2 separate regions of the Mus musculus genome follow, and region 1 is linked to region 2. The links are chromatin loops, found by intact Hi-C in ENCODE. Cell type or tissue: left cerebral cortex. All regions are shown on one strand. Links, peaks and the distances in the headings refer to the core of each region. The heading gives the core; the rest is flanking DNA. Region 1 has its middle 49 kb from the start of Slc41a3. Region 2 overlaps Iqsec1 (IQ motif and Sec7 domain 1).

Evidence for each region. Hi-C counts contacts between places; a loop is a spot of excess contacts. Peaks named below come from ENCODE experiments on the same cell type or tissue, not always from the same donor. Only the 100,000 strongest peaks of a DNase experiment are listed, where the experiment ranks them.
Region 1: a loop joins it to region 2, with 4 times the contacts of the local background. A loop is called at or near these places in 30 of 42 quality-filtered maps.

Annotation. Positions count from the first base shown.
Region 1 is chr6:90,650,875-90,656,252 of GRCm38, forward strand. No RefSeq gene overlaps it. Among named protein-coding and RNA genes, the nearest start is that of Slc41a3, 49 kb to the left of the region's middle. In left cerebral cortex, for the core only: a CTCF peak has its summit at 3,041 (motif pointing right); DNase peaks (open chromatin) are centred at 3,074, 4,412 and 4,611.
Region 2 is chr6:90,726,693-90,732,070 of GRCm38, forward strand. The region is part of intron 1 of Iqsec1 (IQ motif and Sec7 domain 1); the gene reads right to left. Among named protein-coding and RNA genes, the nearest start is that of Iqsec1, 81 kb to the right of the region's middle. In left cerebral cortex, for the core only: a CTCF peak has its summit at 2,159 (motif pointing left); DNase peaks (open chromatin) are centred at 2,166 and 3,476; H3K27ac peaks cover 1,507 bases.

The DNA.
Region 1 (5,378 bases), core at 255-5,254, 76 kb before region 2:
CAATTAATCTTCCAGCTCTTGGTCATTATGCTGGCTAGTTTTACATCAACTTGATACAAAGCTACAGTTATTTAGAAAGAGGGAACCTCAATCGAGAAAATATCCCACCAAGATTTGCCTGTGGTGCATTTTCTTGATTGATGGTTGATGTGGGAGGGCCCAGCTCAATGTAGGTGGGGCCAACTGTTGGCTGGTGGTCCTGGGTGCTTATAAGAAAGCAGGTTGAGCAAGCCAGTAAGCGAGCAACAGAAATACAACTAAGAGAGAAATTGGTACCAGCTCATGGGATATTGCTGTGACAGACCTATGTTTTCTTGGAGCATAAGCCTGGCGTGTGAGGTTTCAGATGGAAGTTTGAAAGTTTTTCAAAGACTGTCATGTGATTTTCGTTTTGTTGTGTTTTTATTAAAAATTTGAAGTTCTGATTGTCCGGGGCTGAAGAATCCACAATGATTAACAAGAGGCCAATAGAACTAAAGTGAAATTTTGTTTTACTGAAACAATTGATGCTGACCGTTGGGTCTAAAGAACCTGCTGTGGGTTCTTTAGACCCAATGAGACCAGAATCCCTGAGGATCATGTGTCTGGGTGTATTTACTCAGAGTCAGCATACACAAGCTGTGGTCCAGAGGGGGCAAAGGCACACCTGATGTGTGAGAATTTCCCAGGTGATGCTGGTCCTAAAGCCACGAAAGGCCATGCATGGAGAGCAGCTGAGGCTTGGCACCAGGAGAGGCTGAGAGAGGCCACAGGTGAGTGTGCAGCCTCCGTAGCACTGACAACCCTGAACTGGAGGGGTCTTAGAGGCTGAGGCTTGGCATCATGGGGCAGGGTCAGAGTCACTGAAGAGAGCCCAGAAGAGCTTACTGGTGAAGGTAAAGCCAAGTTGTAGCAGAGATGCAAGTGTTTTGAGATAATAGTACCATAGAACAACTGCCAAGGACAGCGGCAGCTTTGGAGCCGAGCAGCCTGCACTTCTGAGACAAGCTGTACATACTGAGGTAAGCCCTTTGGAGCCTAGAGATTGTGAGTCCCTCCATCTGACACTGAGTTTTACAATGTTAGATTTTGGTTTAGCTTTGCTATGATTGTGTCTGCCTGGCTTTCCCCTCTTGGTGTAAGAAAGTTATTTTACAGAATCCCACAGTTAAGAGACTTTGGGATTATGGTGAGACATTGAACTTTTAAAGATATTTTGGATATTTTAGAGAGCTTTGGATATTTTAAAGAGACTGGGTGTTTAAAGGGTTTGAATTTTTAAAGGCTGTGAGTCTTTTAAAGGATGGGATGTTTTATACATCATTATGATAGTAATGTTAAAATGCCTTGGTGGGGACAAATGGTAAAGAAAAGGTTCTGGTTGAATGGTTATGTGTTTGTGTGTCGAGTTGACAATGGGTTAATTATGCTGTCTAGTATATTGTGCCAGCTTGACACTTTGGGAAAGGGAACTTTAGTTGAGAAGATGCCCCCATCCAATTGACCTGTGAGCAAGCCTGTGGTACATCTTGGCCGATGATGTGTGTGGGTCCAGATTACTGTGAGTGGAGCTACCCCAGTACCTGTGGTCCTAGACGGTACACAAAAGCAGACTGAGCAAGCCACAAGGAGCAAGCCAGAAAGCAGTATTCCTCCATGGTCTCCATATCAGTTCCTGTCTTTAGATTCCTGCCTTGAGTCCTGCCCTGGCTTCCCTGGATGAGCTACAAGCGATAAATTGAAGTAAGCTAATCCCCTTCCTCCTTCAGGTTGCTTTTGGTTGGTGTTTTGCCACAGTAGTAGAAACCCTAAGACAGTCATCTCATTTGGTCTCCGTTCACTTTTTCCTGTCGTGTTAGTTATTTCTGTTGCGCGATAAAGATACCATGACCGAGGCAATTTACAGAAGAGTTTATTTGGGTTTAGGTTTATGGATCCAGACAGTTAGAGCCCATAATGGTGGGGAAAACATGGCAGCAGGCAGTAGGCATGACAGCTGGAGCAGAAAGCTGACAGCCTAGACCAGCAGGAACCACAGAACTTCCCAAAGCTTGTAACTCTTTGTTATTATGTTTCTTGTTGGTTGGGATATAATGTACATACCATAAAACTTGCAGTCTTGACAGTTAAGAGGTCCCTTCCCTGGCTGTAGGCCATCAACATTTTACAATCACTTTTACACCTCTGCCACCTCTCCACTACTCCCATTGCCCACACATCTACCATCACCATCCCTTCCCTCCATCCACCGCCACCATCTCTCCATCATCTACAATGGCTTACCCACTCCACCCTCTGCCCTCATCCTTGTACAACCCTAGTGGCTCCTGTCCATGTTCAGAATTTTTTCATGTGTAATCTTTATTTAAAGTGTTGGCTTAGCTTCCTGGAGATACCTTTAAAATAGAGGCTTCCTTGGTTGCTATGCACCTCCCAGGAAGCTCTGTGTGTGCTGTGGGCCTGGCTGTCTCAGGAACCTGTTGCTTTTCACTTTGAGGTCGCAACTGTTGCCTTTGGTGTCTGCAAAGGCTTCTTTCAGGGTTCTCTGCTGACATTTATTTCTCATTTAACCCTGCTCGAGCTTCTCATGGCTTGTGCCAAGTCAGCCCGTATTCTATCTCAGATCCTTGTATGATGCTGCTGTGCTGATGGTGTTTTTGTGAATTTTTTGCTTGCAGTTCTCTGAGCTTCTGGGCTCTGTGGATTTATGCTGTGTGGGCTTTGATAAACACTTGTACACCCTTGCAATGAAATACTAAACACACAAACAAGTGAGTGTTTACAGCTCCACAGCAAGGGGGACACGGCCAAGAGAGAGAACACACGCCATGAATTTATTTACATACAACATAAACATGCAAATGGCTATACTACTGATAGGAGGCTCACCGAAGTCTGGAGACAGGACAGACAGGCTCGTCACAGGCACAAGAGTCTCTGGTGGAAAAGGGGGAGTTTTCTTTCCTGAAGGTGGTGGTTTGTGAGTGAGCACATCAACCATTTTAAGTCTGGAACTGAACCATTGCCCACTGGCATTCTGAGCAGGAGTTTGCACAGCAAGCCAGCAGGGGGAGCTTTTCTTGCTGCTGTGGCTGGTGGGCCTTGTCCAAAGGCTGGCCTCTGTCACTGAGGATGGCCCTGTAGTCTGTCTGGTAAGTACCAGCTGGTCCAAGCAAGGGATAACAGTGAAACTTGAAGGTACAGAGGTTTCATCTTTAGTATTGAAGTCTTTGAATCTATTTGTGTATGAGTGTACATATGTGAGAGCTATTTCCTCTTCTCGTCTCTTCTCCCCTCCCTTCCCCTCCCCTGTACCTGTGTGGATGTACAGGTATGATTCATGTTTGCATACATGCACACATGTATATGTGTCTGAAGTAGAGGCATGGTGGCCTGGCAGGACCTTACAGTGATGCCATGATTTTTGAAGGTGGCCACTGCATTACTGGATACCTACATGGCCCTAAATTTATATCTTCATTGGGAATTTGCACTATAAACCATGTGATTTTGTGTCTTGTTTTTGAGGCCACTTTTTACATCATTAGACACCAAGATGAAACTACTGCCCCTACCCCATCTTTGCCTGTGTGAGAGTGCCCTTGTATTTGTTTATGAAGCCTTTCTATGGGCTGTCTTATGTGTGCCTCAGAATAGGGGCAGAGCTGGCAGAGTTTGGCTCTCTGATCCATTATAGACTGAATGCAGTTCCAATCCAAACCTGTCATGATTTCATGGAAAGCTGGGTGGCCACTCCAACTCTTGACTTAAGGGTATTCCTCAAACAGGTCCTTGGCAAAGGAGACTCCCATCCAAACCTGTTGAATCCTGCTGGAACATGGCATAGAAATGAATGCATGCTGCATGCACACATGTATGTAGAGAGGTCAAAGGCCAAACTTAGGTGTCATTTCTTAAGTATTATTGACTTTTTTTGGTTTTGTTTTTCGAAAAAAACTCTCTCACAGTCCAGGAACTCACCAAATAATCTAGCCTGCTGAGTCCCAGTCCAGGGACCTATGTCTCAGCTTCCTCGGCACATATCGGCACACATGCCCAAGCCTAGCTTCTCCCCCCCTCCCCCCACCGGATTCCAGCTATTGAACTCATGCCCTCATGCTTATACAAAAAGCACTTTCCTGGGTGAGCATCTCCTGAATCCAGGCACTCAGCGTTCAATGTCACTGAGTTGGAAGTCTTGATCTGAATTACTATGGCACATTATAACATGCAAGCCACTCTTACACTATTTGCCTTTTGATGAGACTTGAGCATGTTTCTACTTAGACATAGTAGCTTGGTTGCTGTTTTGAGCTGCACGTCTACTCTACTCTGGTGTCTTACAGTGTATCCTGGTTTCTGGAGCCTGAAAGATATGTGGGAGGGGATCTATTTAAGAATTTGGTTTATGATGCTGGGGACCTACAACATCCCATGGTGTGCTGTGTGCCAACTAGATACCCAGAACAGCTGTAAATCACATGCCTGAGACCATGGGGAGCCTGGGGTGTGACCTGTAGTCCTGAGCCAAAGATTGGAGGTATCTCTGGAATAAAGTCCAGAATTCCAGATGCAAGAATCTTGAGTGAGTCTGAGGACAAGAGATGTGTGTTCCACCTGAAGCCAGACCAGGCCTCTTGCTCTGTGTGGGCTCTGCTCCATCCAGGATGTCCATGGATTGCTGATAGCCCCTTGTCAGGGTAAGACAGATCTGCTGCAGACGGTCACCAGGTCAGATGTTGGTTTCTTCTTGAGAACCCTCTCTTGGGCTACCCCAAAAAAAATGAACCCAATTTCCTCAGCTCAGTGAAGCCCACACCCCAATCATCATCACAGGAGTTGTGTGAGTGTGCTGGCTGCTCATAGGACCCTCACTCTGTTTCTTTACCTCCCAGTGCCAGTCTGTCTTCATCAGTGATGTGCTCTCTGTATTTGGTGGTCCTGTTTAGTCGATGTCCTCTTTATCTGCCAAGGTCAATGACTTTATAGCTTCTCTTGGTGAGGGAATCTTGATCCATTCTTGCAGTCTGTTGAGATGAGCCCTCAGGACAATGGTTTTCCCTCAGCTTTGTGTCACCATTCTACCTGTTCCATGGCTCTCCTTCAGGGACTCCAGTTACAGACTACTAGGCATTCCGATGTCTCCCTGTGCTCTGATCTCAGACTCCACCCTTCAGTTTCACTCTCTTGGATCCTTTCAGGGTTTTGTTGCTGTTATTTTTGTTTTCTTTTTTATTAGATATTTTCTTTACTTACATTTCAAATGCTGTCCCCTTTCCTGGTTTTCCCTCCAGAAACCCCCTATCCCATCCCCACCCCAGCTTCTACAGGGTGCTCCCCAACCCACCTACCTACCCTGGTTGGCTCCCTGTCCTGGTTTAGCCCTTCTTCCCTTGGTG
Region 2 (5,378 bases), core at 164-5,163:
TCAAGCCCTCTCCACATAGAAGATAATGATGTCTATGTCCTAGGGCCAAGTGAGAAACAGCAGGCTGTACAAGGTGTCAGACGCTGTCTGATCTCATCCTCACAGTCCATGTGGAGAAGTGGGGGGCTGAGGAACTGGGATGTGGCTCAGCAGCAGAGTACTTGCTTAGCATGGGTGAAGCCCTGGGCCCAACTCCAGCAAGGCAAAATAAAGATGAGGGGAATAATGTTTATATATACTTGCTTGTATAAACATAAATGTTGAATAAGACATGAGAAGTTGAGCCATGACAAGCAAAGTTTAGAAGAAAGAGCCAGGCAACTGGAAACTAGAAGTGTTGCTATAGTCCCCAGCGTGGAGGGAGAAGGGGAGGGGACAATCCCCAGTGTCCTCTGGTGTACTTTGAGTACTTAACCATGTAAATAAACATTACATAAGTGAGAGACACAAGGCTTGAGTAAAACGTTCTCATGCAGAGCTGCTCTTTATATTTGAGGGGAACTACTAAGGTGCTATCTGGAATTCTCCATGTCCTCTTTATGCTCAAGACGTCAGGCCCAGAAGAACCAGGAACCAACTCTGGACAGTAACCTCCAACCACTGACTATGAGGTGGCAGCCTCATCAGAACCTGGAGCTCACCACAAGGATACGCCTGGGACGTAAGACTTCAGACCTGCTCTCACCCTTCCTAGTGTCTGCATCTGATCTCAGGTAGCCTGCAGAATCTCCTACACATACAGAGATGCTGAGACTCCAGGCCAGCAGCTGCCACCGGGGGTGGCTCTGAGTCAAAATGGCCTGGTGTGGCTGAGCTGCACTTGGGGCTTCATCACAGACCCTGGATTACTCTGGTCTATGGGAACTTGGTACAGACAGAGTCAATGACCTGTGATTGGCTGAGCACTATCTATCTGGCTGCGATTCCCACCATCCCTGTTGGTCCCACATTGAAACAACTTTCAGCTGTCCTTTCCCTATCAAGTACTCTTACATTTTTAATTTTTTTCAATATAGGCAAGTGATACTCAAACTTCTGTCTTAAGCTCTTTTTTCATACTGATTTTGCCCAGGCTAGCCTCAAACTCACAACAATCCTATTGTGGCAACCTCTCAGGTGTTAGGATTATAGGCTTGTAGCACCGTGCCCATCTTTACTGAGGATCTGCAAATTGTTCACGAGGGCTATCAATACTTACCATACCAAAAATTAGGAGACATTCTTTCTTTTAGCATAAAGACAACAATGCCATTCCATTAACCAACATGGCACATAACCTCCAGAAAATTCCACTGAGAGAAAGTGAGGTGAAACAGACTGACAGCAGCTGTTATTAAAATTATCTGAACTCTTGGGAAAATACTTCAGAAACATGGCTGGCAAGGAATGTCCTCAGCCTTAACGATGTCCATATGGCCTTACCCATGCCTAGGCCCCCACTGACACTTAGGTCCAACCTTGTCTTAAAGGGGTGAGAGTACTCTGGGTCTAAAGGCAGAATCAGTGGAGAATCCCCCACTCATCTAGCCCACCCCACCCACAGCACAATCTGAGGCTCTGACATGCAGTGCATGAGCCCCTGCCAGGTGCCTTAGGAACCTAAGATTCAGCCCAAATGTGCTCAGCTTGCAAGAGGCAGTGCTGGGGTGCTGGACCAGATACCTTAATGCTGCAGCTGAGGAGGTAAGTCCTGACCATAGTCACCAAGTTCCAGCAGTCCTTCCTGTGCACAGATAGAATGGCATGGCATCTAGCACTCCCTGCCTGACACCGGCTCACTCACAGGGACCCTCATGCTCACTCTCCTGGAACCAGCATTTAATCTTGAAGTCTGCAAAGCTGGGATCTGAACCCAGGCACTCTAGCTCCTGAGCTCCACTGCCTGTAACAGGGATTCCAACAGCTGTCTCCATCTGTCTCTAGGACAGACCCTGGGGCAAATTTATATTGGCTTAAGAAGATAGCCAGACCACAGCTGGTGGAACAATCTTCAGAGGGGATGAAAGATGGGTTGTTGATAGCTGCATTTGGGGCTCAGGGATGGTGTGTGGGTGAGGGGCAGAGAAGCCTAGCAAGTTCAGGAGGGAGCAGTCTCCAGCCCCATTTGTCCTAGGCCTGCTAGGCCAGACTACTCACCACCGCTAGAGGCTGGTGCCACCTGCTGCCTTGCTGGAGAACTGCATCTTGGCTGGCCCAGCCTGGAGACTGGTTGAGCCCAGAGGTACTACTGCCTCAGGACCTGGCTAACCCAAACCTACCTTCAGTGACTCAGTTCCTGGGTGACCTGTGAGGGAACATGGCCCTTTCTCTGGATAAAGATAGGCTGTCTGTGTATCTGTCCCTAGGCTCAGCACAGATTTAGTGCTACTGGTTGTAAACAAGTTTTTGTGGGTGAAGTGAGTTATGCTGGCTCAATGTGAGTCCTTGTCCATACCCTCACTCTTGGAACAGACACAGAAGCAAGGGGGCTTTTTAATGCTTAGGCTGGACAAACAGAGGGCTAGAATCTCCACAGAGATGCCCTGACCAGATGCACAACCAGAAGGGCAAAAGCAAAATGCTGCACGGCTCTTTTTGACCGGAATTCACAAGGCATTTGCCAAGGGTTCTTTTGTAAGAATTCACAGGGCCTCTTCTGGTGGACACAGACCTCAGGTCCAGGGTGGGGCAAAAGTGCAGGCCAACTGCTCTTGTGTGGGTATACGAACTCAACATGTGAAAACTGAAAGAGTTTGAGGCTCTAGCCCACTGAATGGCTGTGAGTTCTGGTCCCTGCCACACCTCCCCAGGCCAACTGTTTTTCTTGGAGGGAGCAGGGAGTCCAGGTGAAGGCTAATTAATATGTATGACCTGTGACTCCCACATGATCACCTGCTACCCCTCCTTTCTCAAACCTAAGGTGAGACAAAGCCCTGACCCAGTCCCCTTGGAGATATGTAAATGGCCAGCGATAAGAAACTTGCAGGCCCAGATGTCACAAGGCCAGGCTTAGCTTTCTTTGCCTTCAGCTTCCTCTTGGTGTGCCTCAAAAGCCTATAAGGTATTTATAAGCAACTAAATGTTGAACGAAAAAAACCACCTTCCTCAGTCTTGGTGGCTGAGGTGACATTGTACAGTTTGTTTGGTTCCTTAAGGGGACAAAAGCTTCTAATGATTCCTGCAGCTGACACAGCCTGGGCACCCCACTGAGTCAGGAGCCTGGAGGACAGTCGCCATAGCTGGCTCAAGGTCACACAGTGGCCAGTTGGCAGCTAGGCTGGGCCTGAGCCAGGTCCTTAGGCCTCAACCCCCACCCCCACTCCAAACCCAGAATCATCTGGTAGTGGGGTAGGGGGCTAGTCTCTGCCCTGGGGCCTTACTGGGCACAGAGGAGTCGTTCTTTCTGCTCACAATTCCTACTGTTTGCCCCGTGCCAGGCTCCAGCCCTGCTGACGAGGACAATCTGGTGCCAGAATTTGACAATCTGTGTGCCTTCTGGAGGGAGGTGGCCACCAGGGACCCAGTTCCGAGAGGGTGGACATAAAATCACAGCAAGCTGCCCAGGGTCCTTTAGAATACACCCTTGGTGGCTGATCAATATTTAGCTGACAGACACCCCAGAATGCTTTTCATACTTGTTCTGGGGAGGGGCGCACACACTCTCCTCTGTACACAGTTCCAGGGTAGAGTTCCTGACCATAATCTGTACTTCCTAGCAAGCACTGGGGCAAGAGACATGCACATTAACACAGAAAGCCCCAGAAGGACGGAGACAGGAGCTAAGAACTCCAGAAGACTAAGGAACCTCAGTTATTGATCCGTGAAAACAGCCTGAATTGACTAAGTGCCTGAGGGGTATAGGGGGCAGGGCTGGGGTCTCAAGGTACATTCTTCACCATAGCATTTTAGAGTCTCTGGGTATTTAACAGTAAAACAGGTACCACTGTGATGTCTACAGTACAATGCCAAGTCAATCCCAGCACTACAAGCTAATTGCACATTGTAGGGAGGGCTGTGCATGGCTGAATGGGATCCCAGATGCTAGCTTTTCCCTGACTTTCTTCTCAAAACCTTGGGCTCTCTGCACTGGAGGAACTGCCTTTTGCCATACAACCCAAGAAACCCACTGAGGACCAGTAGTCAAGCCTGTAACACATAGGTCCCCGTGGGTGTGCCTCTGAAATGCTGGATGGGGCTGGGTACAGTTTCCATATCTGTGAGACCGGTTGCTCTTCCACACTTTGTAAGGTAGGAGAAGAGGTGGTAGTGAGGTGCCTGGTCTTCAGACCTTCCTCCCCTCTTATGGAGATGAAATGAAGGCTGTTTTGTTTTGTCTTGTTTTGTTTTCTCAGCAGGCTATGTCCTATCAGCCCAGGAACTGACCACCAATCCAAAGGGGGCTCCAGGGCCAGACTCCCTCCCAGTCCAGAGCACACATTTGAGAAGAGGGTCTAGTGGGTAGAAATCTTGTGCCATGTTCAAGCTCTGGCAGGCAGGTAGATGCTGAAGGCTGGAGCTTGGGAGTCATCATCTCCCAGCCTCCTAAACACCTAGATAAACAGAACCTGGGATGGGATATTTCAGTTTCTAGATAACACCCAGAGCTGGGTGGGGCGTTGCTTTTCCTTACCTGGGTCCGGTGCTGGGTGGGACCTCTTGCTGAGAGGTGGCCACAGTAGCCTCTATGTCCCTGCAGCTGAGCCTTTCCAGCCCTCTTCCCTGTCAGAAGCCAGCACCGGTCATAAACCCTGAGCCCCTGCTTAATCCACCGGTGCCAGAGTCAGCTCTGGCTGGACATGTGACCTGAGGCCCCAGGACCTGTTTGGCAGGAGCAGCAGCTGGTGGGGTGGGGCGGGGAAGGGAAGTGTCTGCCCTTTGGTTGCTTCTGGCCATTTTCCCCTGCAAGGCCCTATCACCCAGAGCCTGCTGCTGATTCTGGGACCACAGGAATGGGAGAGACACAGGCTGGGACTGAGTACAGCCTAAGATTGCCTCGTTCAGAGATGCTGAGCTGCCTAGGAGGTATCTGCCAGGGGATCTTACTGCACACAAATCTGTTTCCTGTGGGGTTGAGTCCTACTGTGAAAGGTGGATTGTGGGTAGGACTGGATTCCTCAAATGTGTGAGAGTTCACCAAGAAAGATGAGGATGGGAATTGGAGAAAAAGGAGGAACTGAAACCATAAAATCCCTCCCAAGTCCTCATCAGAAGAGATGGAGGGGTTGCTGAGAGGGATCGATGACCTCAGAAAGGAATAGAACCAGAATTACCCAAATTCAAATTCAACAAATCAAGGAGGACATAAAAACACTGAAACAGGGTTGACTTTAACCCTTGTTTCACCAATCAGAAGAGGTGAACGATGAGTAAGAGACAAAACACATCTAATAGGGCCAAAT